Regions from separate parts of the Homo sapiens genome. Here region 1 is linked to region 2. Evidence: chromatin loops called from intact Hi-C (ENCODE). Cell type or tissue: heart right ventricle. All regions are shown on one strand. Links, peaks and the distances in the headings refer to the core of each region. The heading gives the core; the rest is flanking DNA. Region 1 has its middle 47 kb from the start of CDKN3. Region 2 overlaps LOC105370507 (a long non-coding RNA gene).

Region 1 (15,665 bases), core at 7,042-12,041, 170 kb before region 2:
AAAATCTCCATGACATTGGTCTAGGCAATGATTTTTAAAATATGACCCCCAAAAGCACAGGTGACAAAGGAAAAATAGACAAATTACATTATATTAAAAAGCTTCTGCACAACAAAGGAAACAGTGAAGAGACAACCTACAGAATGGGAGAAAAATTTGCATATACATCTCATAAAGGGTTAATATCCAAAATATATAGAAACTCAACTCAATAGCAAGAAAAGAAATAACCTATTTAAAAATGGACAAAGGACCTGGACAGACATTTCTCAAAAGAAGATATACAAATAACCAACAGGTATGTGAAAAAAATGCTCAATATCACTAATTATCAGGGAAATGCAAATTAAAACCACAATGAGATACTACCTTACCCTGTTAGAATGGCTATTATCAAAGAGACAAAAGGTAACAAGTGTTGGTGAGAATGTGGATAAAAGAGAACCCTCATGCCCTATTGGTGGAAATCTTAAATTAGTATAGCCATTATGGAAAACAGGATAGAGGTTCCTCAAAAAATTAAAAACAGAACCATCATGTGATCCAACAATCCCACTACTGGATATATATTTAAAGAAAATCAAATCAACTTGTCGAACAGACATCTGCACTCCCATGTTTATTGCAGCATTATTCACAGTAGCCAAGATACGGAATCAACCTAAGTATCTGTCAATGAATGAAGGATTTAAAAATATGGTATATATACACAATGGAAATCTATTCATCATAGAAGAAACCCTGTCATTTGCAACAACATGGATGAATCTGGAGAACATTATGTTAAATAAGCCAGGCACAGAAATACAAATACTACATGATCTCATTCATATGTGAAATGTGAGAAAGGTGGTCTCGTAGAGGTAGAGAATATAATGGTGGTTACCAGGATCTGAGCTGGTTGGAGGAGCAGGGGATACAAAATTTCAGTTAGAAAGGATGAATAAGTTTAAGATATCCATTGTATGACGTGGTGTCTATAGTTAATATATTCTTGAATAATGCTAAGAGAGTGGATTTAAAGTGTTTTCACCACAAAACTTATACCTATGTGAGATAATGCATGTTACTTAACTAAAGGTAGCATTCTACAATGTACATATACCTCAAAACAATGTGTTTTACATGGTAAATACAAATAATTTTACCTGTCAACTTAAAATTTTTTTTTTAAAAACTTTCCCCCATGAATCCCTTCTCTCTAAAGCATTTCCTAACATTCCTTTACTCCACTTTAGGGAGAACCAACTCTTTCCTTTGCACTCCAACAGAGTCTGTGGAATTTTTCTTTCCATGATGCACACTCTAAGACTCTAAGCTCCAAGAAGACAGATTTCACGTCTTAATTATCCACTTATCCTCCAGACCTAGCACAGTGATTGGCACATAGTAGGCACTCAGTAAATTTTTGTTGAATGAATAAACTAGACAGTAGTTAGTTGCCAAGATGTATGCTTTCTAAAATTGGGACTAATTTTTATTAAAAAATTGCCAAAATGATACAGCTGAAAACTTAATATCATTCCAAGATCCTCATAAATATTGATGGTTCTTTTGGAAGCTAGTTTCCAGTGATGGTCCCCAGTGAAACATGCCTCCTAGTACTCTTGTGTAGTTCCCTACCCTTGAGTCTGGGCTGGCCCTGTGACTTGCTTTTTGACCAATAAAGTGAGGTGGAAATGATACTGTGTGACTTCCAAGGCTGGGTCAGGTCTTACAGCCTCTATCCAAGCCTCTTGGAATGCTTGCTCTTGGGATACTTCCTCCGGGATCCCAGCTACTGTGCTGGGTGGAGCTCAGGTTACATGAAGAGGCCACATATAGGCTATGTGATGTGCTTTCCCAGACCACTGCTGGGCTCTTGGCCAACAACTAGCTTCAACTGCCATCACAGGAGTGAGGCACAGTGAACGTCAGGCCCACTGAGCTTACAGATTGAAACTCACTCCTCCATTTGACTGCAACATGACGTCCCTGGATGAGAACTGTCCAGCTGAGCCCATTCAACCTTCAGAATTGTGGGAGATAATACTAAAATTGTTTTAAGCCAATAAGTTTTGGACTGGTTAAGCAGCAATGGATAGCCAGAACACCTTTGAAATGAATAAAATATGTTTGAAATTATTAGGTCAGGATAGTTTAAATTGTCTTGCTATGATTGACTTTGGAGTTCTGCGCTACATTATTTCACAAATAACCTACTTGACCTCATGCCTCAATGATTGCTTTTAAGTGTACAGTTTCCTTTATTTAGAGAGTTAGTATTGATATATTTACATAGTTATCTTTAAAAATCTTAGTTAAGTTCTCTAACACATTGATACACACCAAATTTTTAAACAGTGACTAACAGGATGATGAAAAATGACAGTATAAATTCCATCCTATAGTAGCCAGTAAATTTTTATTTTATTAGATTGAAACTAAAAAAAATCTTTTAATGACCCTATTAGTCATTCTCTAGTAAAATAACCTGTCGCAGGATTTAGTAATATTTATTTCACTTCTATCTGTTGGATGGTTCTCTCCCTCCATTTAGAAATTAAACTATAATTTACACACAGTAAAATCATGCTTATTTGTATATAGTTTTATAAAATAGATGCGAAACTATTCAAATGTATAGTTTCTACATTTGACTAATTAGATAGCTGTGTAACTACTGCCACAATCAAGATACAGAATAATTCCATCATCTTCCAAAGTAGTCCTGTGCCCCTTTATAGTCAAGTCTCTTCCCAACCCCTGGCTACCACTGATTTAAAAAAAATAATTTACTGAAGTGAAACTCATATAACATAAAACTAACCATTTTAAAGTGAACAATTCTGTGACATTTAATACATTCACAATGTTGTGCAACACTACCCCTGTCTAGTTTGAAAACATTTCCATAACTTCAAAGTAAAATTCCTTACAGTTATCTCCCTCTTTCTTGCTCCCCAGTCCCTGGTAACTATCAATCTGTATTCTGTCTCTGTGGATTATCTAGTCTGGATATTTTATACAGATGGAATCATATATGACCTTTTGTATCTGGCTTTAACTTAGCATAATGTTTTCAAGGTTCATCCACATTGTAGCAAGCATCAGTACTTCATTCTTTTTCATGGCTGAATAATATTCCACTGTATGTATATAATCTATATTTTTTGTCCCTATAATTTTGCCTTTGCAAGAGTGTCATATAAAATGCAATTATATCATCTATCAGCTTTTGAATCCAATGAGATGTTTTGATCTGTGCTTTTAGAGTGTGTGGATACCTTCCCTATCATTTACTAAACTTTTTTTTCTCATGGTTTTGTGGTGGCATGATATTGTGGACTTATAACTTATGTGTACCCTCCTGCTCTATGCTTTATCAAATTTACTCATTTTTACATTGACGCCTTGCCCTAAGCCTGAACACTCAATGTTAGTCACCATCACTTTAAGGAAAGATCTTTGGTGTGAAATCGGTGAACACAACTTCTGAATCTTCATTTTAAATTCCAAAGCCATTTCATGGGTATAAGCAAGATTTGTGAAGAACACTTTAGGAGTCGGGATTATTTTTCCCCCATAAGACACAGAAGAGAAGAAGAAAACTGTGGGCTGGAGAGGTGAGATAGAGGCAGGAGTAAGTGATCTCTGAGAAAGCAGAACCTTCTGCTACTCACACCCATCCTAGAGAGCAGCGCTGGGGAAGGAGCAGTGTGCTGGTGAGGGAGAAAAGGAAAAATGAGTTGGGCAGACAGCTAAAGATGGGTCCTTGGTAAAACTCCTTCAAACAGAGAAACAGCCTGAAAAATCAAAGCTATAGGCACAAACAGCAGCCTGGGGAAAACTCAGGCTGCAGCTGCACAGATAAGAAAGCAAGACCCAACACAGCAGCCTTTGTTCTTGGTGTAATCAGCAGGCTCCCAGGAAAAAGTTTCTTCCCCTTTTCAGGTATGTACATGGGAGGCTCCATGGGAACTTGCATGGGGAGGGGGTGGGGCCTTACCCAAACATACCCACAGTTGCACAAACAAGAGAAGCTGCACTTTGTGCTTTCCTAAAAAGACATGCCCACAGCTGCAAAGATTAGGAGAGTTACACAGACAGCTCCACAGATAAGGGAAGTTACACAAACAGCTGCAGAGATGAGGAGAGTTTCTCATAAAAGCTTTTGGATTCAACTGTAAAAACGGCAACTCCTCTTTTGGGCCCTCTTTCCATGGCAACACCTCTTTTGGGCCCTCTCTTCTTTCACTTATTAAACTTGCACTCCAACCTCGCCCTTTGTGTCCACACTCCTTAATTTTCTTGGTTGTGAGACAAAGAACTCTGGGTGATACCTCACAAAGAGACTGCTACATTGTGGTGCTTTGGCTGAAAGCCAAGAGGTAACAAACTGTGTAACACTGGGACATTGAGATCCACATGGGCACACAAGGGCAGAGGGAGCTTGAGATGATGTCCAGGATGAGTTCTGGGACAGCATGCCATGCTCTGGGGCTTCCCTCCCACACTGGTGGGATGCCTCATACAAGTAAAGACAAGGAGCGTAGGTATCAACACAGCCAACAACCTACCTGGTTTCCTGCCCTTGGAAGAGCACAGTTTCATATCACTCAAGAAGGGCTTGCGAATTAGCCAAGAGGAAGCGTGAGGGCAGGTGGGCCTGAAGGTGTCCCTTGGTAGAAAGACCAGCATTTTGAGTGCTCACTTTGTGGCTGGAGACGAGATAGGAATTCAGCTCCCCCAGCACATGCTGGCTCTGGAGGGTCATCAGATCTGAGGACCAAACTGAGCAGAACATCTCAGCAGTTGCCAGTGTAAGGCAGATGATGGCCACAAGGGAGGAGATGCCTTTTCCGGGTGTCACAGTGCTACACAAGTCCCCAAGAGCTTAGAAACGACCTTGAGAAGAGGAGGAGGAGGAGGAAATGCTGAACTGTTTTTAAATTTGAAACTGCTAACGTACCTGGAGTTAGCTAGGAGTGTAATTTCTGCCAGCAGTTGGAATTGGAACTTGATAGAGATGAGGAGTGGCAGACTTACTAGCCTCTGTGTGCCTCAGTCGTTTCAGCTGGCAAAGAGGGAGGTGGTCATAGTACCTCCCCATGAAGGTTACTGTGAGGGTTAAATAAGGTAATGTGTGCACAGAATTTAGGATGGTGCCTGGCACACAGCAAGCATTCAGTAAATGTTTGCTCTCATTGTCTGCAAAATGCATACCTACATACCACGAACAAACAAACTGAAAAACAAAAAGTGACAGAAAATACATTGTTGGAAAAACTTACCTATGGTAGTTCTGTGGTATTGACAAGTGAACCAGGAAGTCAGACTTCCTGCCCTTTGGAGCTTTCAATTTAAGACATATTCAAACTTTTGACAGTCCCTAATGTTGCCAATAAAGCTAAAGATGAAATAAGTGTTGACTGCGGCCAGGCGCGGTGGCTCATGCCTGTAATCCCAGCACTTTGGGAGGCTGAGGCAGGCAGATCATGAGGTCAGGAGATGGAGCCCATCCTGGCTAACATGGTGAAACCCCGTTGCTACTAAAAATAGAAAAATTAGCCAGGCATGGTGGCACGCACCTGTAGTCCCAGCTACTTGGGAGGCTGAGGCAGGAGAATCAATTGAACCTGGGAGGTGGAGGTTGCAGTGAGCCGAGATCATGCCACTGCACTCCAGCCTGGCAACAAAGCGAGACTCAGTCTCTTAAAAAAAAAAAAAAAAAAAAAAAAAATTGTTGACTGCACGTTAAGCATCAGCCAATTGAGATGATAAGACTGGTTATTTTAGGAAGGCTTTATAGGGTCTTTGCATCTGGGGAGTAACCTGGGATCTTTTATTAATTTTTTTTTATTATACTTTAAGTTTTAGGGTACATGTGCACAATGTACAGGTTAGTTACATATGTATACATTGACATGCTGGTGCGCTGCACCCACTAACTCGTGATCTAGCATTAGATGTATCTCCCAATGCTATCCCTCCCCTCTCCCCCCACCCCACAACAGTCCCCGGAGTGTGATGTTCCCCCTCCTGTGTCCATGTGTACAGTAACCAAAACAGCATGGTACTGGTACCAAAACAGAGATATAGATCAACGGGACAGAACAGAGCCCTCAGAAATAATGCCGCGTGTCTACAACTGTCTGATCTTTGACAAAGCTGAGAAAAACAAGCAATGGGGAAAGGATTCCCTATTTAATAAATGGTGCTAGGAAAGCTGGCTAGCCATATGTAGAAAGCTGAAACTGTATCCCTTCCTTACACCTTATACAAAAATCAATTCAAGATGGATTAAAGACTTAAACGTTAGACCTAAAATCATAAAAACCCTAGAAGAAAACCTAGGCATTACCATTCAGGACATAGGCACAGGCAAGGACTTCATGTCTAAAACACCAAAAGCAATGGCAACAAAAGCCAAAATTGACAAATGGGATCTAATTGAACTAAAGAGCTTCTGCACAGCAAAAGAAACTACCATCAGAGTGAACAGGCAACCCACAAAATGGGAGAAAATTTTTGCAACCTACTCATCTGACAAAGGGCTAATATCCAGAATCTACAATGAACTCAAACAAATTTACAAGAAAAAAACAAACCCCATCAAAAAGTGGGCAAAGGACATGAACAGACACTTCTCAAAAGAAGACAGTTATGCAGCCAAAAAACACATGAAAAAATGCTCATCATCACTGGCCATCAGAGAAATGCAAATCAAAACCACAATGAGATACCATCTCACACCAGTTAGAATGGCAATCATTAAAAAGTCAGGAAACAACAGGTGCTGGAGAGGATGTGGAGAAGTAGGAACACTTTTATTTTTTTTTTTTGAGACAGAGTACAGTGACATGATCACAGCTCACTGCAGCCTTGACCTGCCCGGCTGAAGTGATCCTCCCACTTCAGCCTCCTGAGTAGCTAGGACCACAGGTGAGAGCTACCATTGCTGGCTAATTTTGTTTAGTTTTTGTAGAGACAAGGTCTCACTAGGTTGCCCAGGCTGGTTTTGAACTGCTGGGCTCAAGTGATCCTGTCTCAGCCTCCCAAAGTGCTGGGATTACAAGCATGAGCCACCGTGCCTGGCTTTCACCTGGGATCTTACCTTCAACCTTGTACCTTGATGGGCTTGACTCAGTGTAACTCTTCCTATAATCTGACACTCTCTCTTTCCTTTCCATATATATTACATGCAAAAATACTTTTCTGTTCAGCCAACCTTTTCAGTGGTTCAAAAGATGTATTGGTCGGCCGGGCACAGTGGCTCACGCCTGTAATCCTAGCACTTTGGGAGGCCAAGGTGGGTGGATCACGGGGTCAGGAGATCAAGACCATCCTGGCTAACACGGTGAAACGGTGTCTCTACTGAAAATACAAAAATTTAGCTGGGCGTGGTGGCAGGCACCTGTAGTCCCAGCTACACGGGAGGCTGAGGCAGGAGAATGGCGTGAACCCGGGAGGCGGAGCTTGCAGTGAGCCAAAATTGTGCCACTGCACTCCAGCCTGGACGACAGAGCGAGACCCTGTCTCCAAAAAAAAAAAAAAAAAAAAAAGATGTATTGGTCAATTTGTTAATAGCATATCATTATAAATGTGTTATTGCTAGAAATTAGCAGCCAAAATATAACACGATAGAGTGTTCCTTGTAGCTTCCTTGCTCATCTTACATTGCCCATTGTAACATTTTTAGGATTGTTAACCATATCATTTCTTCATGTTTCACAGTACTGCACTTATAATTAGTGTCTATCAGTGTCTGTTATCATACTGTCCTCTTGGCTTTCAACCAGTTAATTATTTGTTGGATTGCTTTTCAGAGTACTGGCTGCCTTCCCTATGACGTGCTGCCTCCCTTCCCGCTGATCATCTTACTCTTCTGTTCTTTGCTATTTTCAGACACTATTTTGCACTCATTATGCACAAGTTCAAACTTTAGTCATGTGAAGAGAGCTGAGTGCCTTGTCTAATTTTTCAGCACCAAACCAAATAAACAAAAAACGCATAAAGTCCATTTAAAAATATCCACACTGCATCAGGGAACAGAGAAGCTTTTTCTCTCTCATGTGAAATCTTCTCCAGGAAACCACCAGGACTGAGGCCCCCATGGCGCACACATGCTTGCTTTAGGTGCTTACGTTAAGATGGTATTTCATTAGTTTTGGATGGTCCCTTCCACAGAGCTCAGATGCTATGCTTCTTTCTATTTTAAAAGGGGGGACGAAAAGATTGGCTTTTCATCCAAAATACTCATGTTCTTCTAGCATATTAAAATTCATTTGTGACTAAGTCATTATAGTGAAGTACTTGGAAACCTTTCTATTCTAGAGAGTTCTGGGCACAAACACATTTACAGTGTGCACTAATGCCAGGCTCATGTCCTCACGTCCTCCAAGGGACAGGGATGAGCTGGGTCATAAACCAAACAGTGGGACTCTGGCAATCCCTTTTAGCTCAGGCAGATGCAAAATTGAAGACCCAAAAGAAGCCTTCCAAAGGTCACAGCAGGTTGCTCTCAGGAAAAGAGAATCAGTAATTTATTTTTAAGCAATCTCTTAGCCTCTGTGACAGTTATGTTTCCTTGTAAGCTGCTTTGGAGCCACTCACCACTCTGAAATTGCAGAGTAGGCTACGAACAATCCGGCTTCGTAAGAACATGCAAGTGAGGACCCACGAGGAGATATTCTTGTGCTTTTTAAAGTGCTTCTCTCACTTTGCTTCCTAAACTGCCTTAATTGAGGCAAGGGAGCCAACATGAGTGAGTTCCTTCCCGCGGCTTGCTCTGCCGTGGAGTTCAAGGATGCCTGAGCCCTCAAAACACGGCGCGGTGCAGTTGGGCTGATGGGAAGTCCTGAACAGCTTGCTGAATTATTACTTCATTCTCGGCTGAAGCAGCAGGAGGCGAGATGATGAGTGAAGGAAAAAACCCATGGACTCCAGCGTGGGCTGAAGGAACCAAAACAAACACTGAGAAGACAGGCCAATACTGAAATCTGTTTCAAGGATGGAGCGCGCAGGAATGTTTCACCATATTTTGTCTAAGGAACAGATTTCATTTTTTAATGGCTGTATTAATCAGTGGAAGCAGAACGGCAGGAAGGAATCCGTTTTCCCCTCTCCCCAACGCCTCCCGTGGCTCGCCCGGACATTCCCCCCATTCTTTGTACTGAAGGTGGCCTGGAAGTTTTAGAGGCGTGAGACAGGTTCTGAACTCGCATGCCCTTTCTTTCTCCTTCCCGAATAAATTTTGCGTAAGAATATTTGGGACAAGGAATCCACCATGGCGGGGTGCAATAAAAGCGTTTCACAAATTATGATTTCCCATTCTCTAGGCAGTTCAGCTCTGCCTAACAGCTCTAATTTCCTAGACAAATAGTCCTCCCTGTCCTCTCCAGCTGCTCACAGGCGCCTCTCTCTGGGTATTCTTTTTAAAATCCCTCTCCTGGGGAATTTTTAAAAAAGCTTCTCGCACTTTTTCATGCGATTTTCATGGTTCCATCCATCTCCCCACTTTTTTGGTCAAAGCCTTCCTCCCAAATATCAATTGCTTTTTCAACCCGTCCATACTACTGCTCAGCTGTTGGTTGAGCTTCTCCTAGCCTCCTGCTGCTGTCACTGGGCCAATGGAAGCCAGTCCCTTGCCTCTTTGTTCTATTATTTTATGGCAAGATAATAAACTTCTACATTTTTGAAGTACTTTTCACCGACTTGATATCAAGTATTTTGATAATCACAAAGTGATCAAACACATGTTCTCTTTTTCCAGTTACATAATGAGATCAAATATTGATTAGCAGTGAGTAGATAGATGTATATTGTACACACACACATACACCCGACCATCCTCCTTTTGGCCTATGGAGACTGTTACTCCAAAGAGCCGACACATTTGTGTTGACATTTCAGTCATCCAAGAAAGCTGCCAATGTCACTTCCTTTGAATATTTTCCTTCAGTTTTCAGGAAAGAGTTGGTGGGACTAGCTTATCATGGATGGCATGAGCTGAGGGGATGGTAATTTTTCACAAAAGTAGACATTGTTCGAGGCTAATAGTAAGCTGTAATCTAGACTCATAACTGTAGAGGGCGCTCTTGACTTAATAATGACAGCATTGCCATTGTCACTCCAGGAAGCTGGGAGGTGACAGAGTATCCTTTTATTACCAAGTATTTTATGGGGAAAGAGAGAAGGTGCCTTTTGGAATAGACAAGAAATCCATATTGTTTCATATTACCTTTTATAACATGTCTTCTTAAGAATAAGCTCATCATCTAATTCGTAGCCCCTGGTTACAGTTTTGTTGAAAGTGCAGAAGCTTCCAACTAATGAGAATGAATCTCATCAATGTCTCATACCTTGTGTTGGTCCTGCCACTTGGTAATGGGTGCTTTGCGTGCTGGGAGCTGGGAGCGATCTTCCAAAAATGGCAAGTGGGGTGGGCACTCCTTTGCGGAAAAGCCTTCTGTGGGTTTCAATTTCATTTAGCATGAACTCCCCACTTCTTACTGTGCCCTACCAAGGCCTTCTAGGATATAGCTTCTTCCTACACTTCAAGCTCTCTTTCTCTCTTCCTTCCCAGGGGCCGAATCTGGGACAGCACATGGACCTTGCCAAGCGGGGCACACTCTGTGGCATCTGCATTTGCTCTTCCATCTGCACAGTGAGCTCTTCCGTGCATCTTCCAAAGGCTGGCTCCTTCCCATTTCTCAGTCCTCTGGTCATAGAAACCCCTTGGAGGGAACTTTTTTGACTACCTCATCTAAAATAGGCCCGGCCCCAGCCAGCTTTTCTTTTTTAATTAAAAATTTAATTGTGATATAATTCACATAAGATTTCACAAAACACCACATTCACCATTTAAAAGTGTACGATTCAATGGTTTTCGGTATATTCACAATATTATACGGCCATCACCACTATCTAACTTCAGAACATTTCCATTGTCCCCAAAAGAAACCTCATACCATGAAGAAGTCACGGCCCACCTCGCATTCCTCCCAGCCTCTGGCATCCACTCATCTACCGTCTTGTCTGTATGGAATTGCCTGTGCTGGGTATGACACACCCACTTCTTTTTAAATGTTAAAGCACCCTGTTTGTTTCCTTCCTGGCATGGATGTATTTGCTCATTTACTTGTTTACCATTTATTCTCACAATCTATGAATAAGTCGCAGAGTTTCTTCACAATTCAGTCTGCCCAGCCTTAAAGTGAGCCCAGCCTTTCACCATAGGATCCAATCTATGTGGTGGTGCAACCACTTCTGGGGCTACTGTGGAAGAGACTCGTCTGTGGTAGCATGCCCTCCAAGAGTTCTTGAGGGCTCTATATCTTTTGAAGGATTTTCTGCTTTTCACTTGCAACCCACAGAGTCATAACTGATTTAATCACCTTCTTCAGAGTACTGCGTGCATTTGTAGAAGACTCTTTAAGGCCTGGGCTTCTTGCTGCAGCAATAAATACCAGTAACCTTTACAGAGCATGGGCCGTATGTCAGGCACAGGGATATGTGCTTCACTTGTATTTTTTCCACTTGGTTTTATTACAGTCCTGTGAAATAGGTATAATTATTGCATCCCATTTTAAAGATGAGAGAATTGAGGTTAAGGGAATTGGCACATTTTACTCAGCTAGTTTGTGGCAGAGTGGAGACTGGAGTCCCAGCAGTTAGACCTCCAGGGCTCATGCTCTTAACTATTCTGCTCTTTCTTCAGCCTCTCAGACTTCAGTCAAGTGTTAGCACGAAGTGACGGTGTGATGTTTGCATGCGGCATATGAATATTATTGCTCCTGGTAAGATTGTTTACGATGACATCATAGACAAAGAAATGTTTCCTTGAGTTCCTAGTATAGCAGCTGAGCAACAGTTTTTGTTATATGGGATTCTTTTCTGCCCTTTAGTTTGGGAAGTGACCAGCAAGGTGTCCTGGGAATGCCAGGGGGCTGTATAAGTCTTTGCGCATGGATGAAAGGAAGAGGCATGAGATGGAAGCTCATGCTTCCAGAGCAGATGGCCCTTGGAAGAACTTGGTTTCCTGCAGGAGGGTTGACTCCCAGGAGAACTACATCTCAACAGCTTAGCCATGTGTATTAGTCAGAGTTCTCTGGAGAAATATAACTAATACATGATATGTTTTATATATATATGTGTATATATATGTATATATATATATGTGTATATATATGTATATATATGTGTATATATGTATATATGTGTATATATGTATATGTGTGTGTATATATGTATATATGTGTATATATGTATATATATTCATATATATGTATATATATGTGTGTATATATATGTGTATATATATTTAAAGAGATTGATTTTTGAAGAATTGGCTTATGTGATTACAGAAGCTGGAAGTCCCAAATTTACAGGGTGGACCAGTAGGCTAGATAACCTGGGAAGAGCCAGTGCTGTGGTTCAAGTCTGAAGGCTGTCTGCTGCAGGATTTATACTTGCTCAGGAAAGGTCAGTCTTTTGTTCCATTTAGGCCTTCAGCTGATTGAATGAGGCCCACCCATATTATGGAGGGCATTCTGCTTTACTCAAAGTCCACTCATTTAATGTAAATCTCATCCAAAACCACTTTCACAGAAACATCCAGAATAATGTTTGACCACATATCTGGGCTCTGTGGCCCAGCCAAGTTGATATAACCATCAAGGTGAGGTACTCAGTGCTCAGGTCCAGTTCACCTAGGATCTAGGCTGGAAGGCAAGGAGGGCAGTGTTGTTGGGAGGGCATTCTACCTCCTACAAGGTGAGGGGAGTCTGGATCTCATCTACTGTAAGGGATGACCAGTCGGCTCTCCAAGGGTGGTTCTGGTGGAGAAAGATGTGTCTCAGCCATCTTGAGTTTGCCCGGAGACCAAGCACTTGTCAGAGACCCACCTTTGGGTTGGTGGGTAGAAGAGCAGATGGTCTTTGCACTTTCTCACTGGGTGGATCTCAGGGAGTAAGTGATTATTCACCCACAGAAGGCCCACTTGGTGCTAGCTTGAGCCGTCTCTGGATTGTATTCATCCATTCAACAAATACCTGCTGACTGTTTATTACATGCCAGGGCTCTTCTAAGTAGTGGGGATACAGCAGTGAACAGACAAAAATCTCTGTCCTCAAGAAATTTACATTCTGGGAGTGAGAAGAGACAGACATCTAAAGAAAATAAAGAAGTAAAGTAGTATGTTGTAGACCAGATAGTGATAAGTGCCATGAGGAAAAATAAAGGTGAGAGAGGAAATGGGGAATGCCGTGGTCAGTGGGGTGGGGGTTAAGGGGGGTAGGGGTTAGGGGTGCTGGTGGCTTGTACTGTGATGTAGGGTGGTCAGGGAAGGCCTCCCTGTATAAAAGGTGCCTTTTGAGTGAAGAGCAAGTCATGAGGATAACAGGAGGAAGGGAACTCCGGGCAGACGGCACAGCAAGTGCAAAGCCTCTGAGGAAGGACTGTGGCTGCTGTGTCTGAGGACCCCAGAGGCCAGACGGCCTGGGACAGAGTGGGGAGGAGGAGCATGGGGGGAAGTGCAGTGAGAGAAGACCAGGACCAATAGGAGGCCAGAGGGAGTGGGGCCCCAGCACCACTGTGAGGCCTGGCTTCTAATCTGAGAGATCCGGAAGCCAGTGGAGGGGTTTGTGTGGAGGAGTGACACGGTCTGGCTGCTCTGCTGGGACAGACGGTGGGGTGTGTGTGGGAGGGTGGAGGGGAGAGCCGGGCAGAATCAGGGAGACTCTTCCTGGAATCCAGGGGAGAGATGGTGGTACCAGGGACCAGCGTGTTGGGGAGAAGTGGCTGGGTTCTATATCTGCCTGGAAGTTCAGGCTGAAAGGATCTGCGGCCTAGAGTGAGGACTGTGAAGTGTGTGTGTGTGTGTGTGTGTGTGTGTGTGTGTGTGTGTGTGTGTTGTTGAACAGGGGAGGTTTAAAATGTACCTTCCCATCCAGCCCTCTCCTGCACAACCTCACATCAAGGTTGGAAGGGGATGGTCTTTAGACTTTAGGATTTCTGCCCTCAACACGAGTGTCTGAGAACTGCCTTTGGGGGCTGTTGTAGGAGGTGAAACCAATTTGATCATAATGGGAGAGAAAACCCCTCCATGGCCCAGGGTGGATTTACCTGATCACCCATCTTTCCCGGTCCTTGGTGCCGTGTGGACATCTGCGACCCAGTGGCCACTCAAAGGAAATGACCTCATGAGCGTGCCTTTCAAGCCACACAGGATGGATTGGAGTGCGACATTTGGCCGGTCGCTCTGGTTTACACCAAATGCAACAACTTGTGGCCTGCAGATCCTCAGTATAAATAGCTGGAAAAGCCTGACCTTGACAAGCTCATTTCTCATTCCTTTCTTGTTACAGGTAATAGAGCTGAAAATGTGGTTTTAATTATAGCACTAATGAAAACTGAAAATCCAGACAGACACTTGATGAACTCTGCTGCGCTTTATATTACATTTGTGCTAACTACAAAGTGCCCAGCTGGGTGTAACATGATCCCCTTTCCTCGAGCATCCGCCTGACTGAAGCTGTATAATTGATGTGTACTTTGGCAGGAGGTCAGCTTAAAGGGTTTTTTTTTTTTTTCTTTAAGATTTTTTTTTAAACATCTTTAACGGTACTTTGGGGAAAGGGGTACGTTTATTACCTGGGCTGGGAGAACATTTCTCTGGGTTGCCTGACATGCCCCACCCCCATTCCAAACTTCTTCTAGAGCATTCCGTACAGCACCTTCAGGAGAAGCTCCAGGGCCAGAAATGAGCTGAGAGACTGACTTTAACTTGGAGCCCTGTAACTTTGTTGTCGGCCGGTGACTTTACCACGCAGCCCTCCTCTCTCTATTCCTACCTGTCAGAAGGACGTGTTCAGAGTCTCTGTAAGGGACAGTTTCGGTAGCTGTGACATGGAGGCTGTGACCCATTGGCCTTGCATGCTGGCCTTCGTGTGCTGCACTGCCTCTCTCCCCAGGCCATGGGGCTCCTTACACGTAGAGGTGCTGAATAAAATACAGGATGCCCAGTTATATTTGAATTTCAGATAAACAGCAAATGCTTTCAAATTATTTTTGTTTATCTGGAATTCAAATGTAACTGGTCATCCTGTAGTTTCATTTTTGAATCTGGCAACCCAGCTCATAGAGTTTCTGTGGCTGGACAGGGTCTCGGAAGGGACTTAGGAAGAATTCCTGCCCTGACTTAGAGACAATGTAAGGTTAACTCTGCTTTAGCTAACCACAGACCTTCATCCACATCCCATCAGACTACCACATCGCGCTCTCACCCTGCTCCTTAGGCCACACCCTGCATTCACTCCTGTGGTTCTAGATGATTGGAATTCATGGCACAGCCAACCTCAAAAACAATGAAAGGTTCTGTAAAGGCCCACTGGTGATCATGGTGTCTTTACTGGCTGGGTGGGTGGCCAAGTTACATAATCTCTTTCTTGTTTAGTTTGTAATCTTTTTGTTTTTATTTACATTTTTGAATGGGTAATCTATTCATATTACTTACAGAGATTTCAATAAAACATGAAAGGTATACAGTAAGAAGTCTCCCTTTCCCTTTTCTTGTTCAGCCATCCAGTTCCTTCTCTTGTAGGCAACACATACTATTAGTTTCTTATTTTTCCTTCTAGAGATATTTATGCATAGATACACAAATAAGTATATATCCTCCCTCT
Region 2 (15,665 bases), core at 7,018-12,017:
TCCCTCCACTTCTCTAGAAAACCCAACCAATTTGTAGTTAAATTAAGTACAAAGGTTTTTTTTTTTTTTTTTAAGTATTCCAAATATACTGTTTCCTATTTAGGGAGTCCAGAAATGTCTTGGAAATTATGCAAATGCACACGCCTTTCCTCATTCCTACTTAGTAAAGTGGAAATTTCTTTTCAGGAAGGGAATCCTGGGAAGTTGGACCTCCTTTCTCCTTTTCCTTTTGCTGCCTTTCAGTGTTGAATACATGGAAGGAAGGAAAGTATTTGGTTCAATGCTTTTCTTAAATGATATATGAATAAATTATAACTCCACCAATGCATAGGGTTTAGCGGTATTGTCTTCCTTAAAATCTTTGTAATTGATTGAGACAGTACTGTTTATCTTCTAAAGGTGTCAGACTATTCCTAGAAATGAGCTCTTCAAGGTATATATACAAAAGATTTTTATAGTAGGCTTTTTTCCTCCTGTGGTATCTTTCTTGTAGAAATGTGATTGCTGAAAATGTGTGTGCCACAGTCAATGAAGTGCCTTTTTAAATATTAGCAACTTAAAGCCCACATCAATCATGAAACTAAAGTTTGACGTTGACAATTACAGAAAGGGATTTCATTTTGATTATGAAACAGAATCTTTCTGAGAATTGGTCACTTCTGACAATCTGGTCCACTCTTTCTGAAGAGTTTTCATGAGAAATATGCCTCATCTTTACCACAGTGTCTGCCTGTAGAATTAGCTCCATTTCTAAATCACTGCTTCATAGCTATTCAGTCTCAGATCGCTAATAAAAATGGTTATTCCCTTTTCACAGGTGGCAAAACTGAGATTTTGGGATCCATGCAGCTCTATGGAATATATTATGGGTGAATTTTGAACCCAGGTCTATGTGCTTCCAGGTAAGTTTTCCATTTTGCCACTCTCTCCTGTGAGCCTAGTCTTAAGGTGAAGTCCTAACTGGGACACTGAGGACAGAAGGGCCCATTGATTGAGACTCTCTGACTGCGAGAAACAGTGGAATGCAAAATAGCATGCTCACAGCTATTTTCAAGCAATAGCACCATCTAAAACCACTTGGAATGAAGAGACCTATGTGGCTAAGAACTGATGCAAAGGAAGAATATTCACTCTGGGTCAGTGTTTGAGCCTATAGAATTAGCTAATATTGTTGATTTTGCTGCCTCTCTGATATGTTGGAGGCAATTTCCATCCCCCTAAACACGTTAAATGCATTTTGTGATTTTAACAGGCTAAAGTGTTAACTCTTGTTTAAATATCTATATTTAGCATTACTTATAGAACTAACACAAGTACATTCTCTTCCATACAGAGCGATTAACTTTTTCAGAAAATTATTCAAATAATTCATTGGACCATTATGTTAGGGATGCTTACTCATCAATTCCAGATAGAGTTGATAAAGATTTGTGCCCATATGGGATGCACTCTGTAGAGTATCCACATATAGATTGGACCTACTAGTGCTACCTCTAGCAAAATGAGAATGTTACCGGTAATCATCACACAAAGGATGTCATGGTAAATCAAGGCTCAGAAAATTATATGCTACCTAAGGGATGTGGCATTGTGCTTCTACCTTGTTTCTTCTCAAGCCCAGTTACATCAGTTTCTTCTTGTTTCTTCTTTAGTCTGGCTGTGGCATTCAGATATTTGTTCAGCTCCAGGTTTTGTTTATTTCTGGTTTTTGTTTGATTCTGGCTTGAGCTTGTGGGGAGTAATTGTGTAGTTTAAGGTCCTTCTGCTTCTAGCTCATCTTGAATCCATGTGTCATTTTCATGACTGGGTTTTTTTTTATTTCTCAAATAAATGCATTGGTCTGCCTGCCTGGCTTTTGCACATTTCAGGCTTCCATCTGCAAAGAAAAGAGACCATGAGATCTGCTAACATGCAAAAAGAAGATAAAAGCATTTTTAAAAAATGTCTTCCTGCACACAGGCCTGCTTTATAATAAACCAGAACAGTGCAGGAATTAAGATGTTGTTGAAATGCCCAAGTGTTTCTGCCCTTTTATTATGTCCAGGGTGATGAGGTCATGGCTTACTGTTTAGCTTATGTGGTACAATTAAGAGATTCATTTCTTAATGTGATTCATCTCAGGAAGAGTTGACTCAGAAAAGTTTTAGGGGAGAGGCAAGACTTGTATGAGGAGATTTTGAAAAATTGTGCTTTTCTTCTGGAAGTTTGAGTTCATTTTTTATTCCAGGTAAGAATGAGGAGAACTGCAATGAGTCTGTCTCAGATTTCTGAGTGACAGGGAGCTGTTGTTGATTGTTTTTGGAGACAGGATCTCACCCTGTTGCACAGACTGGAGTGTGGTGCTACGATCATGGCTCAGTGCAACCTTGACCTCCTGGGCTCAAAAGATTCTCCCACCTCAGCCTCCCCAGTAACTGGGACCACAGACAAGTGCCACCATGCCCTTCTATTTTTAAAAAATTATTTGTAGACACAGGGTCTCGTTATGTTGCTCAGGTTAGTGGAATTTGATTACTTAATGCTAATAAGGCTAAAGAGGTGGTTTTGGTTTTGGCTTTTTTTCCCCCTTTGGAATTACGGCAAAAAGGTGAACTAAATATTTATTTTACTAAGACATCATTATATCTCTGTGTGTAGACATGTTTAAATGAAATAGTTTCTCAGATATATAATAATATCTGGCCAGGTGTGATAGTTCATGCCTGTAATCCCAGCACTTTGGGAGACTGTGGTGGGAGGATCACTTGAGGTCAGGAATTTGAGACCAGCCTGGGCAACATAACGAGACCTTGTCACTACAAAAAATAAAAAAACTTAGCTGGACATGGCAGTGCACACCTGTAGTCCCAGACACTTGAGAGGCTGAGGTGGGACAATTGCTTGAGCCCAGGTGTTGGAGGCTGCAATAAGCTATCATTGCACAGGTGCACTACAGCCTAGGTGACAGAGCAAGACCCTGTTTCAAAAAAAAAAATATATATATATATATATATTTATGCAACTATATGGTATATATAATCTTTATATTTTGTATATACAGTTTTTTTATTGTGTTGTTTATCTGTCAGTCCCTGATTGAGTTCTTTCAAATACAGCATTTACCTTCCTACTGCTGAAAAAGAGGTAGTTTCTCCATTTAGTTAGAGTGGCAGTTCTCAATCACAGTCAACCCCTTCACAAGTATGTGCCATGACAAAAATGTTGATAAGTAATGGATCAGGCCATCTGTATTAATTTATAAAATATTTATTCATGGGCCTCTGGGCAGCATTTACTCAAATTCGTTCCTTCCCTGTGAGTTGTCCTTGATTATGATTCTCAGCTTGGTCTTCCATCCAGTCAACTTTTAGTGAAAATTCCTAATTTGTGTACTGGTCAGTTTAATATAACAAATGTTTATAAAATGCCTGTGCTGTTTAAGGCACCATGCTGGGTACTTGGGATCATTTTTGGAGGGATTAACTACTCTCTCTGTCCTTTAGAAGGAGATGGAAAATTCTGCCATAATGAATGTAAGTCAGATTGGGATAAACATGGTAAAAAGGGGTAAACACAGTGTCATATGTTCCCTGAGGAGAGGACAATTTATTTTGCCTAGGAATCCAGTAAGGTTTCCTAGAGATGGTGACATTTGAATTAGTCCTTAAAGGAGAAACAAGATTTTGAATAGGCAAAGATGGAGGAAATGTGCTAAGTTCCAGAAGAGTGAAAGCCCATAATACAATCAAGGAAAGGAGAGAGGTCTGTTTCTACTTGAGCATTAGCTGTGTGCGAGGTGTGTATGAGGAGCAAATGACAGGTGAGTTTCAAAGAATAGAGTATTTTCAGTTCCTGAGGAACACTGAACATTATGCTAAGAAATTTGGACTTTATTAATAAAAAAACCCAGAAAGCTGGTAAAAGTGTTTGGAGTGAGGAGGTGCCCATGATTATAACTGACTTTAGAAAGGTAACTGTTCAGGATGTTAAAGATAACTTGGGGTAGAGACAAAGCAAGTGGAGACAGGGATCCATTGGCAGGCTATTGTAATAATCCAGGTATAGGTGAAGTGACGTAGGACAGTGATAATAAAAGCAGAAATGAGAGACATTCTGAGTCTAGAACTGGATGTGGTGGGATTCAGAGGTGATTTACAGATGACTCTGAAGTTTGTAGTTCAGGTGGTTAGCAAAAGAAGAAACCATGAACTGAGAGAAAGAACTTTAAGAGAAGAAGGTTTGAAGGAGAAAACAATGATTGTGTAAATTGACATTTATAATACACTATGATTATACATACCATTTCTTTCTTCTTTTGAACTAGATTGTTACAGCCATTCTTTTTTGGATTCCATTGTTAGAATTATACTCTATTTTCCTTTAAATGTAGGACCCTGACACTTTCTGATTCCTCAGAGGGGAAGAAAAGGTATATCTGCTCTCTACTACTTATGAATGCATTCCTATTTACCATAATCTCAATGTGTCTGTGAGGAGTATCTTGAGCCTTACTCAAGGTGAACTCTTTGACCTAACTCCCCTTTCTCTGGCCATGCTCCTATGGATGAGACAATTAGAAATCCTCACTAATGCTTATAGGATTCTCAGAGTTAGACAGAACTGGCCTTTATAAAGGTAAATTGGAGCCAAAGTGGATTCTTGGATCATGTATCTCCTCCCGGTTACAAAGCTGCCAGACCCCATCCCCGTGGGTGGAAATGGACACCAGCCCCCGAGGAAGTGATGGCTGCACTTGGGCGTCTGCTACCGCTGCTGCTTCCTCTCCTTCATAAGGAAGGAAACCGTGGGCTTTCCTGGGCATTTTTCTTATTCCCTTACACAGGGGAACTGGAGAGTCTTGGCCTTTGGAGTTTGAATAGTGAATCTAAGGCTGGAGGGGTTTCCAGAGAGCAGACAATTCCCATCTCTGAACTGTTGCTACTTTCTTCTTCCACCCCCCTTCCTGTGCTGTACAATTCATTCTATCTCCAGACTTTTAGTGTATAGTGTTAGAATGTCTTAATGGAGAGCCTGGAGCTGAAAGGCCCTGTACAACTTCTAGGTGGAGAAACCTAAATGGAAGGAAGGACTTGTGCCACTGTGATTTCCTCCTGCAAATGAAATGTAATTTGTACAAATAATCAAACTCTTCTTTTTTCTTTACCAGATTTGCACACCATATATTCAATGACAAGTCCTCTTGAAAGGTGATGGGAAGTGTTATTAAATTCCAAATATCTACTCCTCATCTGATAAAGCCATTCTGATGTTTGCAGTATGAATTTGATTTGCAGTTAGAATTCCCCACATTGAATACAAATCCCAAACAGCAAATTCAGCTCTGAATCTCTGGAAAATAGCATGTAATGGGTGGATCGATCCAACTAGAGTGTAAATTTGAGGTGCCGTGTGCTTTATCTGAGCATTAACAATTTATTCAGACCATTTTGTGTCCCATTTCCCACCCAAGCAAGTTGAGAACACTACATTTGCTTTTTACTTTTTTCCCTTCATGTTATGACACAAAATCGTTTCTCCAGTTTCAATTACTTTGATGATTGCAGCAGCAATGATTAAGAGAAAATACATCTTTGAAAGGGGCAGAAATATGGTAAGCCTTTCCCACTGATGGTAGCTAAAAAGCATATACTAAACAACTACAGAATACCCAGCACATTGATGGGTGCTGTGTGGTACAGAAAGAAGAAACAAGCCCCATAGGAGCTCACTGCAGACATATCTGAGTGAAGGAGTAAAGGGTTGGAGCTCAGGAAAGGGAAAAGCATATCATCATCTCATTGCTGGACTCTGATCCCTTAAAGCCCAAGTTGAGGAGGAAGTGGTCAGAAGAAAAGTGTATTTTTAGCCCCCTCCCATTTTAGAGACATTCTAAGATGGAGCTAGCAGGAGGAGAAGGATAGATATGGGATGGCAAACTGGTTTATTTGCAATAGGCTGGTTTTAATTCTCCACAGTAGTGAGTTTGAGGGCAATGCAATGCAAAGGACAACTTATTTATTTAATGTTAGGTTATAAGCAACCTTGAAGGCAAAAATCCTCCTCTTTTTGTCTTTTTATTTTTTTTTAACCCTCCATAGTATCCCGTCCAAAGGCAGCAGGTAAGTGGTAGGGTCCAGCCCTCAAAGAAGCTGATATTCTCCACCCACCTCCGTATACACTTGTAAGTTGAGAGCCAAATCCTCTGTCAGACACATTTTCCTTGTCAAATCATGCCCGTCCCACCTCACTGACACTGATAGTCCTGGGAGCCAATTCTGATGCCAACCTGTGTTGAACTCCTAGATGTGAGTGCACTTTCTTGAAGGGCAGGTTGGGCTAAAACTTGACCTTTGGGAGCTTTGAGAGGTGGGAAGAGGAGCAGAGGGCTGCCGGGGAGAGAGAGATTTCCTGGTTATTGCTATAGGGAGTCTGTTTACTTGCCTTCAAGGGTCACAGGCATCTGAATGGACTTCTCTGGCTCTGCTCTTGGGTTTGATTTCAGAGGACTTGGTCCTGTGGAATTCCACTCCCCATCGACCCTCCCCTTACTGTTAGGTATGGGACTTTTATTCCACAGTTATGACTCAAGCCTTCCTGAGGAGCACTGCAGCTTTCTTGCAGCAGCAGCAATTGGAAAGGCTGTTTTAAGTGGAGTTTACTGTTGTTGTATAAACCTTCATTTAAAATTGACTATAAAGTGTTTCTGAACCTGCCAAACACGCATTAAAATATTTTGCTCCATTTATGCCTATGTGTAACATTTGGTTTCTAAAAAGCTTTAATCAGTAATCTTCAAGTAGGAAGTTATTCATCTTTATTGCCAGTCGGTTCTCAGTGGTGGTCGTGGCAACAATCTTTTTATTGCTTCTGTGTTTAGTTGTTCTTTGACATGATAGAAGTCAGCCGCAGTTCAATGAGCTCACTATTTGTGCAACTTAATTGCTTGCTTCCTTCAATACATACTAAATTTTTCCTTTTATGAGCAGGGCTGTTGGAAAAATTAAGCTTAAGGATATAGCCATCCACTTTTAATTAACCTCCTTCCCAAACACATTAGTAAAATAGGTCAAATAACTGCTGAGTGCTAAGTGTACTGTTACTAAGGTCCTCCTCGGCTGAGAAGTGAATCCTGTATTAAGTGGACAAATATTGGAGCGTTGAGTATTTTCTGGAAGCCATGATGACATAAGAATAATGCTTTATAACAGTATTCTCTGCTGCACCATCTCCTCTAGGTTGTATGTATGGTTTGACTTTATCTGGCTCTACCATGGTTTTAGGTTATTTCGTTACATCTGTGTGAAATAAATAAAATATTTCTTTGGGTTTTGTTTTGTTTTTTGCTTTCTAGGTTATTGCTTCTTTTAAAGGGGGACCCAAAATTCAGCTTTTCCTTTTAGTAGTAACCCTGCTCTTATTTTGATTCACAATTCTTAGAATAATCTGGATATGTATAAATGCTTGTGATGAGTACAAAAATATGCTCAGTGAGGGAACTAATCTATCAAAATAGATTTATATAGAACTCTTATAATTCCTCTCCATGTCAGGGTTATATTCAGATGGAAAATCACTTTAATTGCAGCGGTGAAGGGCAGATTGGAGCTTTGCCAGCTTGACAGAAAATATTTTGAAGTTTATAGACCAAAAGAAAAAAAGAAAACGTGACAGTTTCCGAATTTGGCAGAAGGCAGGAAAATGTCAGGATATAGTTTATACTTTTAGAAAGGGGAACACAAAAGCAAAGACAATTAAAATGGGAGAATGTGCCAGATAGAGCTAAAGGTGAACATTTGTGATCTCTGTCCTCTATCTGCAGTTCCATGTTTAGCCTTTAAATGGGAGTGAGTGAAGAGTGAAGAGAAAAAGGAAACCCCCTCAACTGAATGCCAATAGACACAATAATTTCTTAAAAATGATTACTCAGTTATAATCTAATCTAAATCTTGCAGATTCATAGGTAGAGAATCTACGTTTCTCAAATAATCTGTTCTGATAAAATGACTACGTTTCTCAAATAACCTGTTCTGATAAAATGACTACGAGTTGGGTCAATACTTGTCCAGTGTATTTGTACCTCCTGACTTGGGTATATTTTCTGCATTAAGCTTAGTTATTGAGAAGCTTCTTGCAGCACCTTTTTTTCACTGTCGCATCAGAATGTCAGCGAATTGATGATATTCTGAACAGAATTGATGATGAAATGGTAAACTTTGTGGATCTTAGTTCGCCCACCTGCTAAAGAGGGGTAATGACCCTGTGCCAGTCTACACCCCAGGGGATTGTTAAAAAAGTTGATTAATCCTTGTCAGGAGTCTTAAGGCAAAAACATTTTCCCTGTGCCTTACTGTACCCCATCATGATGAGGCTTGCAGGAATGACTTCTTATTCGTTAGTTGTTAGTTATTTCTTTATATATATATATATTTTTTTTTTCGGAGTCTTGCTCTGTTGCCCAGGCTGGAGTGCAGTGGCACGATCTCAGCTCACTGCAACCTCAGTCTCCTGGGTTTAAGTGATTCTCTTGCCTCAGCCTCCCAAGCAGCTGGGATTACAATCACGCACCACCACACCTGGCTAATTTTTGTATTTTTCTGTAGAGACAGGGTTTCACCATGTTGGCCAGGCTGATCTCAAACTCCTGACCTCAAGTGATCCGCCCACCTCGGCCTCCCAAAGTGCTGGGATTACAGGCATGAGCCACCGCGTCCGGCTAGTTGTGGGTTCTAAAGGTTATTCTCTCTTATCTTTTGCCTGGTTAAGGCCTAAGATGCGAATGGCGATTGTTGACACATGGGAAATAGTTGAACCATCTGAAAGGTTAAGTATGGGAAGGGAGCACTGCATTTTCACATGCCTGCAGATGCTCTGGTGCCTGTCATTTCTGTGCTGGTCCACAGACTTCAGGCTGGGGTGGAGAGGGAGACTGTAACTTTTGGTGAAGGAAGAGCTGCTATGAATCAAAGTCAAGGGACTGAGTTAATGCTTTATTCCTGTCTAAACAATTAAGATGGCAAATTTCATACCTTTGGAAAGTTGAAAATACTTGTCTAAGAAAAGAAAAAAAAAGTGGAAGTCTAGGATTGACAGGTACGAGGAAATAAAGGATTTTGGAAACTTTCTGAGGCATTTAGTCTTGGTAATCATTTTTTTTTTGTATTCTTACACAGAGCCCTATTGCCAAGCTGCCTGAGGCAAATTTGCATGTGTTAGGTTTAACTCAGGCAACTTAGGTTTGCCTTTAAAATAGCCAAAACTTTGCCTCAGCATATGTTGGGTCATGTTAACCCTTCATGAATTGACATTTTGCTCATTTCATGGATTTGTCCACTATGGCTGTGGCTTTTCTAGCAGTCATTGGTAGACTTTAATTAAACAAATCCCGGAGGGAGACCTTGGAGCCACAAAAATACTTTCTACAACCAGCAGGTGGCACTGTGGATACTACAGTGGTGAAGAAACTGGGATATAGGAGGCAAAGATGAAAGCGGGGAGAACTCGGATAATGAGATAATATAAGCTAGTCTACAGATCTTTGAGAGGTTAACAGGGCATCTCAGAAAGCTATAAACCAGTCTCTGAATGTGGAAGGCTGCCATGGATTTGCCTTATAAGAACATTTCTCTGATTTTTAAAGTCTTTCCAGTGATACAATTGATATCTGCTTAAATTCTACTTATATGCTACTGCCCTGAGTTGAAAAACAAACTTGAACAGAAGATTTTTAGGTAATTTTAGAAATAAACATTTACACATATTCTAAAACCATAGCATGTAAAATAGGAACTCAAGCCTGGTGTATATAAAGTATTAAAAATTACATTTCATGCTTAGAGAATATTATTCACTAAGGAAACATGTTAATTTGATTTATTTTATTATATTAAAGAGATAGTAAGGACATTTTCTTGACCTGCATTAGCTTCTGCATTCTTTGTTGTCTATGATTCTCTTTAAGAATTTATTTGAAAGAGACTTCTGTAAATCAACTTTTATAACATACTTTTTGGGGTAAAGTTTGCTTCTTTGGAAGTTCATGTAGTGATTTATCTAGGTAATCAAATTGAATTCAGAGGTGGCAACGATTATTTACTTCCAAGTGAAATCTTCTTGAGATAGTAGGAATTGTCCATACTACCAGGGTTCTTTTGTGAGGGTTGGTGCTTTTTTCTTTTTTCCTGAGACATCAGAAGAAAACTTCTTTTGTAGCTTAGACCAGAGGCAGAGGCAGGTCCTGAGAAGGAAATGTAATTCCTCTCAATAAACATTTCCTAAGCTAAGGCCTCTTGGGAACACTGGCCTTTCTGCAGAAATGTGGACTTCTCTCCCTGACAAATTTATGCTCTCTGGGGGCAGATGTTTGAGCTACTTTTCCTCTCTGCCTCCAGCGGTAGAAAACAATTGTGTCCCTATGCTGGTGGAGTCCATTGTTCCAGAGGAAAGCTGAGGGGTTTGTGAATATGTGGAGGACTGCTGTAGAAATCAGTAATAGATTGATTATCGCATCCTACCTGAGGGCAAGGAACTGGGGATGGAAGTGGGAAGAGGAACAACAAAGCTAGATTTAGGATAAGGTGGCAGAACTTGAGATCTGACAGTGGCAGGTCAGAGTCTTAGGGGCCAGTTATAGTGACCTTAGACTCTTGCCCAAGTTCAGAACCTTACATGTTCTAGCCTGCCCGGTCTGGTGGGAGCTGAGGCAGCCATCTGGCTGAGTTGCTGAGGGAGGATGCTGTGAGTGGTCTCTCCACGTGACTGGAAAGTTTGACCAACTGAGGGGACCCAGGAATGGAAACCAGTTTACTGTATATTCAGAAACAGGGATATTTCTGATTCACCAGGGCAGGCCTCTCTCCTATTTCTTGGAACAGATTCCCTTCTTCTGAGTCTGGAGCCTGGGCAGTGCTTGAGCAGCAACAAGGAGCATAAGTTTCCTGTCACTTCCTCTTTGGCAGGTTGTGTCTGCAGACACTGGCTCCCATACCCCATAATTACTTTTTCACATTTTTTAATATAGTAACACATGGTTGGGCTTGTGGTGGGGGAACCAAGTGATGCCTCCAGGCCATGAACACTATAAATAACTTCAGGGATCATTTTATACGGTTAGGGAAGGAAGCAGCTTCTTTCTTAAGAAATAGCTTCAAGCAAAGAAGCAGGATTTAGGAACAAATAACTTTTATTTTCAAGAGCCCCTTTGCCTTTTCTATTTCTCTACAGATCAGCGATCTTATTGGTATTAATTTGTCTTCTCACCAGCCTTTCTTATACCACTTTTCAGCTTAGAGTGGTGATTGTAGCCATCTCGTCATATAGAGAAAAGTACATACATTTTGTTTATGAATGTGCAACTTTGAGCTTTGAGCTATCAAGTCCATTTTCCAAGGTTTGCTTATGACTCTGAATTCCCTAACAGGCACCCATGTACAAGCATATGTGTTGACTGAAGACCCATGTTATTTAAAGGGACTTCAATAAGAAATCTAGAAATAGTTCCTCATGCCTCTGACCATATTTTTAAACCACCTAAGGCAGCCCAATCTTAGAGTTTCCTGGGAATAGTTATTTAGGACATTTGTTGCAGGGACTCATGTTTAACAATCTTCATTGTCAGGAAGTTCTTCGTTTTATATAAATTTCCAATGTATTTAAAATGTTTTGCTTCTTTATTCAGTAGAGGTTGACAACAGCTTATTATGATTAGCTTTCAATAACTACCTTTTATGTGTTTCAATGGCCTAGTTTCTAAACTTGTACATAATTTAATAATTAACACCTAAATAAGAACAACACTACTTTCAATTTAATAAAAGCCTAATAGAAAAGTATCTGTAGCAAAAATATTCCAAAAACACTTTCTAGGTTTCACTAGAGTCTGTATGCTTTTGCTTGACCCATGTTTGTACAAATTTGATCCTCACAGTTCATTTCTAAAGCAGAGCAAGTAGTCTGGATTATCTTTGCATTATATGTAATATTGCTCTATAATATATTTACATTATAGGTAGGCAAAGACACTAGCCCAATGACAGAGATACAAAAAGGACCACAACTGTCCTAGGCATTAGAATATGTTTCTCTCTTAGTGACATTAATTCACTGAAATAAAACTATATCGATAGGCAAATGGGTTCATTTTACTCCTTGCATCTTGCATAAGTGTTGCATAATCATCTGGGACCAGGGACAAAAACTGCAGTGATAGGCAAGTCTGCGGGACTGGGCAGGAGCAAATGGGACAGATGCCCAGGAGGGATATATGGGGAAAATCAAAATCTATAGTCCTTAGTCGCTCTGGACTAATATTTGCCAAGCTCACAGGGTACCTGGCACTGTGCTCTGGATTTCCAATATAAATTTCTTCTCTTGCAGAAGGAGCTATCATTTTACTTCTCTCCTAAAAATGTGTTCTTGTAGACAGTGGTGGTTCCTTCATCAGAGGGCTTGACCTATAATGTCTCTGGCTTGTGTGCACCTAATGCTGTGGTGTTTGCATGACTGAGGAGTCACAAAGAAATTGCGGTTGAATGTCATTTCCAACAAATAATACTGTTTGATGATTTTATTTTAAAGACTTCTTGAGTGCTGAGAATCTGGTACAGCATATGTTTTGATGTGGTGCAGTGACAGCCACAATATCTGTCAAAAGGAACTATGAGAGATTAAATAGCAGAGTGCTTTTCTCTCATGATGTAGATGTAGCAGTACTTGCGAAGGAAAAAGCTTGTATTGTTTCTTGGACCCATCCCCTACACTCCTACACCGACCCTGTGAGATTAAGTAAGCTGGCAGCAGAACTGCAAGTTCTTGTTAACCATACATGCCCCAAGGCCCTAACACAAACAATCCCTATTATAAAATAAGACCTTTACAAATAATATTTTCAGAAAATACTTGTATTTGTTTTCTGCCATGCTGCATTTTTTGAGATGGTTACATGCTTACCTTAGGGAATGGCATGTCGCCAAAGCTAGAGGTCTGCCTGCTGAAGTTTCAATAGTGCTCATTATGAAGGAGAAGAAGTTTCTATTCCTACCCCTGGAAGGAAAAAGCCACTCACAGATAAAGTGTATGATATGATTACCATTGCTTTAGATAACCACAAGTAGTACTTCCGACATGATAAGGGATCGTTTTCTGTCTTGATCGTACAGAGCTTAGCTCAGCCTTTTTAAGCATTGGTGGCATTTTTGAAGGCCACTTGATTAGTTTGGATCCTGAGGGAGCATGAAGTTGCCATGCAGATAAAAATCAACACTGGTTTCAGCTACTGCAGCAATTGCAGTGATAGTAGGGGGTCCTTTGGAAGAGGTTTGGAATCGGGACGAAAGGCCCTAGTGACTTTGGCAGAGTTATTTAAAGGTCTTGTGACTAAACACCAAGCATATCAGGAACTCTGAGACAGTTCCTTTTCTTGTGCTGGCTTCATTATGATTAAGCTCATTGGGAGAGCTAGAATCCCTTAGCTCCTCAGAAGGGTATATCAATGAGGCAGATTCTCTTTAAAATAGACAGGAGGGTTAGCCATCAATATCTGATTTGCTGGAGAGGATATGAACAGGGAAATTACAGAGATAATGAGAATTTAATGAGTTAAATTGTAGAAAGGAAATTAAGGGCCCATCGTGACAATCGGTCTGCTATAAAAGCCCAAGTCCTATTGTATGAACCTTTTACTATCCTCGTGGTAAAACCAGGGATAACACTCTAAGATGAGGAATATTGTAATTGGCAAAAATAAGAAATGGTAGTTACTCCTTCCTGATACTTTGACAAGTAGTTAATAAATGGATTGTTGACTACCACATAAAATCCAGAGGGGGGATATCAGAGTGGAATTGGAGGATTTAAAATAAGGTCAAAGGCTGGGATAGTGTTTGCATGCATGTTTGTATGTATGCATATGTAGTCCAAAAGAAAAATTCTAATTCATGATTATAATTTGAACATTTAGTCTTTCCCTAGAAGCTTCTGAAAGATCAAAAGAGGTCAGATGTACAGAACAGACTTCTTAAAATGTAATGGGATGAATGTTGTGATGCTTTTTGTACTTTGAGGCTGGCAGGTAACAGCAGGGACCAGTATTAGAAAAAAAGAACAAGAGATTTATTTTCTCCAAATTTTCCACCCCTGTTCCTATGGTAGCTGATGCTACCACCCTGTGGAATTGCATTTTTATGACCTCCTGGTGCTACCATTGCTGGATGAGTTGGAGATGGATGGGGGCTATCTTGTGTATCTGAACACTTATCCTGGCTCAGTTTTAATACCCCACATGGCACTCAAAGTTATAGTTCTTGAAGAAAATTTCTATGTTTTGAATGGTAATAGAGAAAAGCTATCTATCCCCTTAATTTGCTATCTTCAATTTTCATTCCTTCATGAGAGATGTAATAAGTCTGGGAATTTCCCTCTTTGCTAGGTGGGGATGTGATTACCCAACTGTTGGCAGGGTGCTTGGGATTATCCAGATGGAAATGCTATTTAAGGGCTAGGTATTAGGGTTTTGCCTTTTAAAAATTAAAATATCCCCAAATGAGCTTTATTTGTGTTTCCTTTAAAGTCCTTGTTACAGGAAGTTGCCAGGGGAGGAAATGTAGCTCAGAGGTTTCTGGGACCAGCCATGGCTCTTGGGATGGATCAGAGGCAGAGTCACCAGTCAGGGGCTTGGCCAACAGAGCTGCTATGTACCTTTTCCCATTTTTAGCCCTCCATTTGGTTCCCAGAACTAAAAGACCCTTTCTATCTGTCACATGGGAGACTCTCTGACCTTAGGAAATCGAGATGTCATGCCCTGTGGGATGTGGCTGCCTACGTGCCTTGATGAGCTGGGTGAAGCCCTCATGCAATTAGTCTTACTAGGCAGCTTTCAAGTGCTTTATAAGTTACATTTCATCTATGTGTTTTTAAAAAGGGGTCTTTTAAAAAGGGACATCATTCTTGTCACTTTCCATTCTTTAAATTTCAGCTCTTGGGTTTGTCTCAGTGAGAAGCAGATTCCCATCTTTTTTTGCGGGGGAGGAGTTCGAGAGCTCACCCTACTCCAGGGTTACAGCAGATTTGCTGTTGTTGCTGTTGCTGCTTTCTTTTCAAAGTACCATAGGTCACATGATGACTTCCAGGCCCAAATGGGGAGATGATGTGGATAAAAGTATTTAGCAAGAGATCAAAAACTGGGCTGCACTTCTAAATGGCTTGCCTTTTAGAAAAAAACACATTAGCCTTTCACCCAGATGTTGTTGTGGGTAACTGTCAATACGGTGCACAGGTGGCACAGTTGTCTTGCCATTTACTGCCTGATGCCTCGGCAACTGCTGCCAGCCCTTCAGAAATAGGAAATGACTAATGATGTGGTGGAAATTATGAACCAGGATTAATAAAACTTGAAAAGGAACAGTCTTTCAGTGTTTGATCCTCCTTAGAGGAAGTTAAATCTGAATCCTAGATTGTTTTCCCTGAGGTGTTCTTCTGACTTTTTCTGATTACTCGGCTGTAGTGGGGGTCTATGCTACAGCTAGGAACAGTGAACCAGATGGTGCAGGAAGCAAAGTGCTGCTCCCATCCCTGAAGGTACAGACACATGTCCTGTTCTGCAGCCCATCTGTGAAGAATCCAGTTAAAGGAGCCACAAGCACAGAACAAATATTTAACTTCTAAAAGTTGAGATTTAGCATGAAGAACATTCT

What was found. Peaks named below come from ENCODE experiments on the same cell type or tissue, not always from the same donor. Only the 100,000 strongest peaks of a DNase experiment are listed, where the experiment ranks them.
Region 1: a loop joins it to region 2, with 2.5 times the contacts of the local background. A loop is called at or near these places in 19 of 110 quality-filtered maps.

Annotation. Positions count from the first base shown.
Region 1 is chr14:54,342,602-54,358,266 of GRCh38, reverse strand. No RefSeq gene overlaps it. Among named protein-coding and RNA genes, the nearest start is that of CDKN3, 47 kb to the left of the region's middle. In heart right ventricle, for the core only: a CTCF peak has its summit at 10,080 (motif pointing right); a DNase peak (open chromatin) is centred at 8,876; H3K4me3 peaks cover 934 bases; H3K27ac peaks cover 2,891 bases.
Region 2 is chr14:54,169,264-54,184,928 of GRCh38, reverse strand. LOC105370507 (a long non-coding RNA gene) reads left to right here. Exons shown (of 6, transcript XR_943883.3): 4 at 818-902. Among named protein-coding and RNA genes, the nearest start is that of CDKN3, 220 kb to the left of the region's middle. RefSeq lists a silencer at 6,744-7,038. In heart right ventricle, for the core only: a CTCF peak has its summit at 9,397 (motif pointing right); DNase peaks (open chromatin) are centred at 9,408 and 10,778; H3K27ac peaks cover 2,463 bases.